3 separate regions of the Mus musculus genome follow, and all the other regions are linked to region 3. Evidence: chromatin loops called from intact Hi-C (ENCODE). Cell type or tissue: heart. All regions are shown on one strand.

Evidence for each region. Hi-C counts contacts between places; a loop is a spot of excess contacts. Peaks named below come from ENCODE experiments on the same cell type or tissue, not always from the same donor. Only the 100,000 strongest peaks of a DNase experiment are listed, where the experiment ranks them.
Region 1: it touches region 3 in a loop (2.8-fold over the local background); 4 of 42 quality-filtered maps call a loop at or near these places.
Region 2: it touches region 3 in a loop (2.0-fold over the local background); 4 of 42 quality-filtered maps call a loop at or near these places.

What each region holds. Positions count from the first base shown.
Region 1 is chr4:86,650,677-86,653,176 of GRCm38, forward strand. It overlaps a transcript of Plin2 not described here. Among named protein-coding and RNA genes, the nearest start is that of Plin2, 18 kb to the right of the region's middle. In heart, a CTCF peak has its summit at 1,395 (motif pointing right); no DNase peak of the experiment used is centred here.
Region 2 is chr4:86,668,885-86,671,384 of GRCm38, forward strand. It overlaps Plin2 (perilipin 2), which reads right to left and starts at 1,175. Exons shown (of 8, transcript NM_007408.3): 1 at 1,061-1,175. In heart, no CTCF peak of the experiment used is centred here; DNase peaks (open chromatin) are centred at 577 and 1,167; H3K4me3 peaks cover 1,568 bases; H3K27ac peaks cover 1,813 bases.
Region 3 is chr4:86,747,434-86,749,933 of GRCm38, forward strand. It overlaps Dennd4c (DENN/MADD domain containing 4C), which reads left to right and starts at 1,122. Exons shown (of 32, transcript NM_184088.1): 1 at 1,122-1,479. Gm6521 (predicted gene 6521) reads right to left here and starts at 1,971. Exons shown (of 1, transcript NR_168733.1): 1 at 92-1,971. In heart, CTCF peaks have their summits at 953 and 1,160; DNase peaks (open chromatin) are centred at 1,058 and 1,348; H3K4me3 peaks cover 2,132 bases; H3K27ac peaks cover 1,898 bases.

The DNA of each region.
Region 1 (2,500 bases), 97 kb before region 3:
ACCATTTGCATTAATACCCATTCCTTTATATTTTTCCCTTTTACTAAATCTATGTCATAACATAATATTTGTGTACATGCGGTTTTTTTGTGACTCCATAGCCAAGATTAGAATAGCCTCAAACTTGTGGCAGGTTCTCCTGCCTCAGCCTTAAAAATCTTTGGATTGCAGGCATGAGTCACCATGCCTGGTGCACTATATTTGCTTTTACTAAATTATAAGATAGAGCATGAAACTGTAACACAAAAGAGAGAAACAGGAGTTTTCTAGTTGCCAAACAAGAAAGCCAGCTGTGGTTTTCTCCTGCCAGAGAGTTAAGTGTTAGAATGGGAACTCTATATATTATCTGTATCTGTATCATCTGTATCTGTATCTGTATCTGTATCTGTATCTGTATCTGTATCTGTATCTGTATCTGTATCTGTATCTGTATCTGTATCATCTGTATCTGTATCTGTATCTGTATCTGTATCTGTATCTGTATCTCTGTCTCTGTCTCTGTCTCTGTCTCTGTCTCTGTCTCTGTATCTGCACTTTGACATCAGTAAGACATTGGACCAAGTCCCCACTATACTCCTTAGTTCTTTTCAACCTCTTTCTTCATTGAAGTATCCAACTTACCAGGTGAAGAATAAAGATGGTGTGCACTCACTTGTGAAAGGGCATCAATGAACACTAGTGACCTACATACCAATCCTTTGGAGAATGTTGGAGGTTCCACTTGCAGAGCTCTAATCCTTAAAACCAACAACCCATCCACCTTCACCAACACCACCCCCTCTACTAACCCACACACATGCACCACGCCCCCCATCCACCCACATTCACTTACTTAAGGCCTTAGGATGGTTTAGGAGGGCCATATGAACAACTCACCTTCCATATAACCCCATTAATTCAGTGTGCAAGTTCCTTTACACTATTAGGCTGTCTCCATAGTCAACCTGTGTGCTATGAAGGAAATGGGAGAGGGAAGGGGCAGCTAAAAGTAGCCATGGTCTACCATGTTTGGTGAGTTTAAGTTCTAAGTTGGTGATCTTGCCCACCACCTTTTCAGGGCTTTGGGCAATGCTTCACACTCATTTCCCAGAATTAGAAAATAAATACTTGTTTTGTTGGCATGAACAAGCAGTTACATACTGCTAAAGCAGGCCTGTAAGAAGTGTTTTGCTGAAAAGATGACTATCAGGTGAGGATGGAGGGTGGAGTCAGTATGGCCTGCACAGTGCGGCACCAATGAGGTAGCCATAGACCCTCCCCAAGGACAGAAAGCCAGCTGTTCTTTCTGTCATGAAAACTAGAATATCCTGAGCCAGAGATACCACGGTTTTTTTTGTTGTTGTTGTTTGTTTGTTTGTTTTTTGTTTTCAGGCTATTCATCACGCAACCCCTAGGGGGCACCATTCACACGCTACATATCATGAATTCACACAGTATGGCAAATTTCCACAAGATGCCACTAAACACTTTCAGGTCTTTTTTGATTGGCCCTGGGTCCCGGATAATGTAAGAGGCAACTACAGGAATAGAAAGGCTATCCGTAGGGATTTAAACTGCTGGTAAATGTGCACTCGCAGTGCCGACTGTGAGCCTGAGAATGTGCTTGCATCCCAGAGGGCCTGGAGCATCTAGGTCAGTTTCCTTTGCTTTCCTATACTGAACAGTTAGAAACAGCCGAATGGGCTGTTCCGAATGGGCCACACCAAGCTGCCCGCACTCACTTGCCCTCAGTGGGATGCTCTGGGGAGCAATGCAGTGGTTTGCTCTTGACTTAACGAGTCCGAGGAAGTTAGCATTCTCAGAATAGGTGCAGGTTATAACGATTGTTATTATCTATTGTCAGCCACCTAATCAATGTCCACACCTCTGCATCTGATTCACCTAACCAATGTCCACTCCTCTGTATCTGATTCATTTGAGCATTTTGTTTTGCTCTGTTCTTCCCTATGCTAGGCACCGAAGCCATGATCTTGCACATATCAGACAAACACATTATCACTAAAGCTGCCTCTCCAGCTCCAAAGATCCCTCTTGATTCCCCATACTGCTCTGTGTCAACAGCCCATCTTTGATTTTTTTTAAAAAATTTTTATTTTATTTTATTTTTTGAAACTAAGTCTCATAATGTCAAATAATCTGGCCTTCAACTCATCTTCTAGACCAGGCCTGCTCTGATCTGCTGGGACTAAGATATGCACCATTAGGTCCTGTGTCAAGGAACTTCTAAAAATAAAATATTTTATAAAGCCTACACTAAGGGTCTTGTTTTTAGTAAAGGATTATAGATAAGTCTGTTACCTATATACATACTATAAACTCACTCTATGTTTTGTTTCAGATTAATCTTCCTATTTGCTTCCTAATTCCTTCGGCTTTCTAAAGGGCTGGAGAGATGGCTCAGTGGTTAAGAGCACTGGCGGCTCTTCCATAGGTCCTGAGTTCAATTCCTAGCAACTACATGGTAGCTCACAACCATCTGTAATGGGGTCTAATGCCCTCT
Region 2 (2,500 bases), 79 kb before region 3:
GGAAAGAGTAGTCATTGTCCTGTCTCTTAAATGGGACACTAGAAATGCCTCTGAAATGCCTGTTCTCAAAAATGCTAACCCAAAAGGCAGAAAATTCCATTTAAACAGAAGACATCTTAGATTCCCCCAAACACCTGCCCTTAATTAGTTAATGGATTTATTTCTGTAGGCTTTCTGAGACAGTATTTCTCTTTGTAACAGTCCTGGCTAGCCAGGTTGGCCTGGAACTCACCAGACCTACCTGCCTTTGCCTCCCAAGTGCTAGAATTAAAGATGGCCCTTGCTATACTTAGTCTCTGCCTGTCTAAAGCCCAGGCTGACTCTCTCTACTCTACTTCACTAGTGTTGGTATTAGGTACAGGCCACCATGCCGGGCTCTCAGCATCAGGACTATCAAACTGATACTTGAGGGTGTTTACCACTCTTGTGAACAAGATTGAAACCAGCAGTGGCTGCCTTAATGCTGACTGAGCTCAAGAAAGTCACTCCAGGGAACTGTAAAATCTCCTATCCCCAGTGACCCACACCCACATGAAACTGCCTTCTGCCCAGCAACAGAACCTGTCTAGACTGCTCTGCCTCCAATCCAAAGTCCCAGTTCCTTAGGAAGAACTGTCCAGAAAGCAGAAGCTTCGAGCAGTATCTATACCAAGGAGCAGCCCATAAAATATCTCCTTCCGTTTTCCAAGGGTGAGGTGGGGCTGAGGCAGAGGAGGAGCAAGAGTTTCAGCCCAGCTTGGACCATAGAGAGCCTGCGGGCAGCCAGTGCTGCCTAGTGGGACACTAAAGGAAACCCAGACAATTCTCACTATGCACCTTATAAGTTCTTCTGTGAGGTGTTTCCATTTAAATAAAACCTCGACCGGACAAATGCAAGTTGCTCTACCACAGAAGGACGTGCAAACAGAAAGGAAAACTCTAGAACAAAAGCGAGAGCTTTCCCAACCAGCCCGGGGCTGCTCCCTCCCCCCTCCTCCCCCACCGACCCATTGCTGCAGTTCCGAGCCCAGTGCAGGCAGAGCAGCAGCGGCCTGAGGGCCAGATCTGGTGCAGGACCTACCTAACAGGAGAGCTGAGGGACGAGCAAGTCCGCACGGTCCAGATCACCACACAGCAAAGCGGCCAGAACGACTGTTAAAATATCGCTTGACTGCCCCGCCCAAGCCTCCGAGCCACGTGATAGCCCAGCTGCCTGGGGCCGCTGAACCCTGTGCTGGGCTGGACTGGGACTCTGGGGCCACTCATTGGGGATGAGGGCGTGGGAACCCCAACCTGGTGCCACAATATCGGGGGCCTCCTTGGTTTCCTGAGCCCAGTGCCCTGAGATCCCAGATCAGTACAAGAAGAGCAGGAGCCAGCCGGGGCGAGGCCTTCTGCTGTCTGACTTAGGTCAGGGGTCCTGAAAGCTGCATTGCAAAGATGCAGGGCGTCTTGGGGTTTTGGAAAATGCAGACAAATTAACCAGAGTCTTCAGAAAAGACCACTTCAAAACTGGAAGTTCGGGTTCTAACCTTTTACTTTAAGTCAAGAAAGTTACAAAGATGTGTGGAATTCCAACACGTTAATGACCTGTAGGGACTTCTGGTTTACTGCTCTATGGATGTAAACAATTCATCCATGGGATGTGGCGGCTCTGGTCTGTAATCCCCAGCCAGCACTAGGGAAATTGCGGCAGGAGGATTGTTGTGAGTTCTAGGCCAGAAAAAATACCGTTCTCAAAGAGAGACAACTTATCAAAAGCTTCTAATTAAAAGGTTGATCTGAATTTCCACAAGCAAAGCTTGAGCCTCTCTTCTGTGTTTTCTTTAGTAAAACAATTCCAAATTGCTCCTTAGTGATATCAGCCAACAACTAAGGAAGATGGCCAACTTTATCGTGACTTATGCAATATTTTTAAGTGGTCTGAATCATTTTTTAATCCTTGTCGAGAGGGCAGGGACGTGAACTGGGTTATTTGATCTTGAAAGTTGTACAGCCATCTGGAGTCATAAGGGTTCAGGGAATTTCTTTCCTGGAAAAAGATACAGGTGCAGGCCTTCTAGTTCCTTGCAAGGGAAACTAGAAGGAACAGTTGAAGATAGGAAGGAAGCTCTTGTGCCCTAGCTACATAGATCCCCTGTCACCAGAATATGTAATAAGAGCAACAGCAACAGTGCTGGGCCCTACTAACCGGGGCTTGTGGAAGGTGCCTTTGGAGCTATGGAATTTGAACTCTGGGCAGCACTCACCTCCACGTCAATCATTTCCCCAAAGTTGCATACACACAAGCGCTGCTTACTTTTTCAAAGGTCCAAAGAGCCAAACTGGCTTCATTAATATGTGTGCCTGAATCAATCCATTGCAGGCACTGGAAGACACCACCGTATAATTATAAAGGAAAAAGAAAAAGAAGAAATGTCTGGAAGTCCAAAGATGCTCTGGATGTTTTTATTAAAGATTGTGTTTTACATGCGTATGCATGTATGTATGTATGTATGTATGTATGTATGTATGTATGCCA
Region 3 (2,500 bases):
ATCTGTCTTTTGCCAAGAGGAAAAAAGTTGTAACTTATTTTAAGCTATTTGTTCCTTGAAAAATTGATACCCTAAAAAAATTGTCACCAAGTGGTAGCACAAGTCTTTAATTCCAGCAATGGAGGGTGAGTGTTTAAGGCCAGCCTGATTTACAAATAAGACTTGCAGGAAATGCCAGGGCTAAATAGTGAGACCCTACACACCACCTTACCTTCTGCCAAACAAACAAAACAAATTAAAATATTTTGTCAAAATTTCATTACAGTGAAGACTCTCCAATTCCGTCCTTCAGTACCTGCAGAACTGAAAATTGGGTGCTAAAGAGATTATTATTTCAGAGTACTTGCTGCTCTCTTTAGGACCAGAGTCAAATCCTCAGCACTCTGTCCTGAGGCTCACAACCATCAGCTTCAGAATGTTTACCTCGAGATCTAGGTTACCTTTGAGAGGCAGCAAATTACGATTATCTAAACTAAAGAGTTACTCGTTTGGCGTTATCAAAATCTGGATAGAAGTAGAGAAAGACAACGCAGCTAAGGTCTCTCAGAGGTCTTTGGATGGCTTAGAGAAGGGCAGCCCTCCAGTGTCACTCAGACTTTGGGGTCACACAATTATGGGTGGAACTTCCAGCCTCTACTAAAGAGAAACTGCAAGTCTCTCTAGGCTTTTTTTTTTCTTTCATTGACCTTGAGCTATTCTAAGTCACTTTCTCATTCTCTGAAAACCTGAGCCTGGAGAGGCGGTAGTCACCTGCCACAGGCAACCGCAACAAAACAAAACAAAACAAAACAAAACAAAACAAAACAAAACAAAACAAAACAAAACAAAACAAAACACCGCAGAACAAACAGAAAGGTTACAACTAGCGCCAGGAGAGCTGGAGGACTCTCGCTTCGGCGTCGGGATTCTAAGGAGCGCCCCGAGGTCCGCCAGAATTCTGCCAGGAGGAGGGCGCTCGCGGGGCGGGGCACAAGCGCAGAGGCGTGGCCTGAGCCTGAGGCTTGGTAGGAGTCTGGGGGCGTGGGTCAACCTCTGGGTGGAGCCCAACCACAGGGGCGTGGCTCTAGCGGGGCGGGTCCGACCTCGGACCCCACCCCCCGCGTCCTTTCTACCGCCCCCGCAGAAGGAAAGGGAGAGGGACGGAGGGAGGGAAAGTGGTGTTCTGTGGAAAAGAGCGGAAGGAAGGGAAGGCAAAAAAGAATAGGGAACAGAAACATGGCGGTCTGTGGTCCGGACAGTCTCGCCCCGGGCAGTGCCTAGACGTCGGTCCTCCCGCAGCGCCCGCGGCCCGCGAGCCCTTCGGTCGGCAGTTGCCCTCGCTGCAGGCTGTCCCCTGGAGACCCGGCCGCGCGGAGGCGCAGGCGCAGAGGGGCCCCGGAGTCCCGGCCCTGCCAGCGGAGGGTGCCCAGGCCGCGTAGCCGGCGCTTTCTCACCCCAGGAAGCTCCGGTGTCGGACAGTCGCCGACTGGGCCGGCGCAGGTGAGTCCGCACCGCTGCCCTGCCCGATTCCTCCCGCTCCGCCAGGCCGCTCAGGTAGCGTGCGGGACCGCGCGGGAGGAGGGGAGCGGCCGGCTGGCCTAGTCGCTGAGTGAGTGGGCGGGAGGTCCCCGGAGCCCGCGGGCTGCCGTTCGGAGAGGCTGCGGCCGGAGGGCCTCGAGAGGATCGACTCGGTGCAGGGACCGGGCCTGGCCTCTGCCGCCGGGGTGAGGCGGGAACCAGGCTCTCCGGCCCTGGCCCGGCCGGCGGGGTGCTGAGCGGTGGCAGCTGGGGTGGAGCGTAAGGATCCGTGGACGCTGCGGAGGTGGAGGTACCGGGGTGCAGGCAGGTGCCGCAGGTGAATCCAGGGCATTTCCTCCTCTGCCGGACCGTGGCTGATGTTTAGGGCTGCTTTGTTGGGGATAACTTATAGGAAGGCTCCATTCAGCTCTGGAGTGACTAAACTCAAATAAAGCCAACTAATGAGCCCCTAAGTGCTGACTCTTGTAAGAGCCGTAACTTTAAAGCATTGGAGATGCTGTCACCTCTTCCCCCTCCCCTTTTTGTGATTCGTAGGCCGTTTCCCTCCCGAAGAATGTGCTTGGAGAGAACAAATAAGGAATGACCCAGTTTTTAAAATGCCGCCCCCCCAACCCCCGCTCCCCTTCAAATTTCGTTGGTTTCACACGGGAAAATTTAAGGCAGTTACTGTAGTTACTTGAGCAAATGTGAGAGAAGGCGTCATTCCTGCCTACTGAGAGCACAACTTGCTGTGCGATTTTGTCTAGAGAGGTCATGCACTGTAGTCTGAGCAGTTGACGTACTTAGGCTACTTAATTGTGTGCAAACTCGAGTCCCTAGAAATAGGTCTTGCCGTCTTATCTCCATGCTTCCAAGAAGCAAGCTAGAAAAGATCCTTAGGTGTAGTGTCCTGTTGGCCAGGTTTTCAGTAAACATTTCATTTGATTTGATAACCATGTAAATATACTAAACTACCTCGAATCTAGAACTCATTATGTGACTT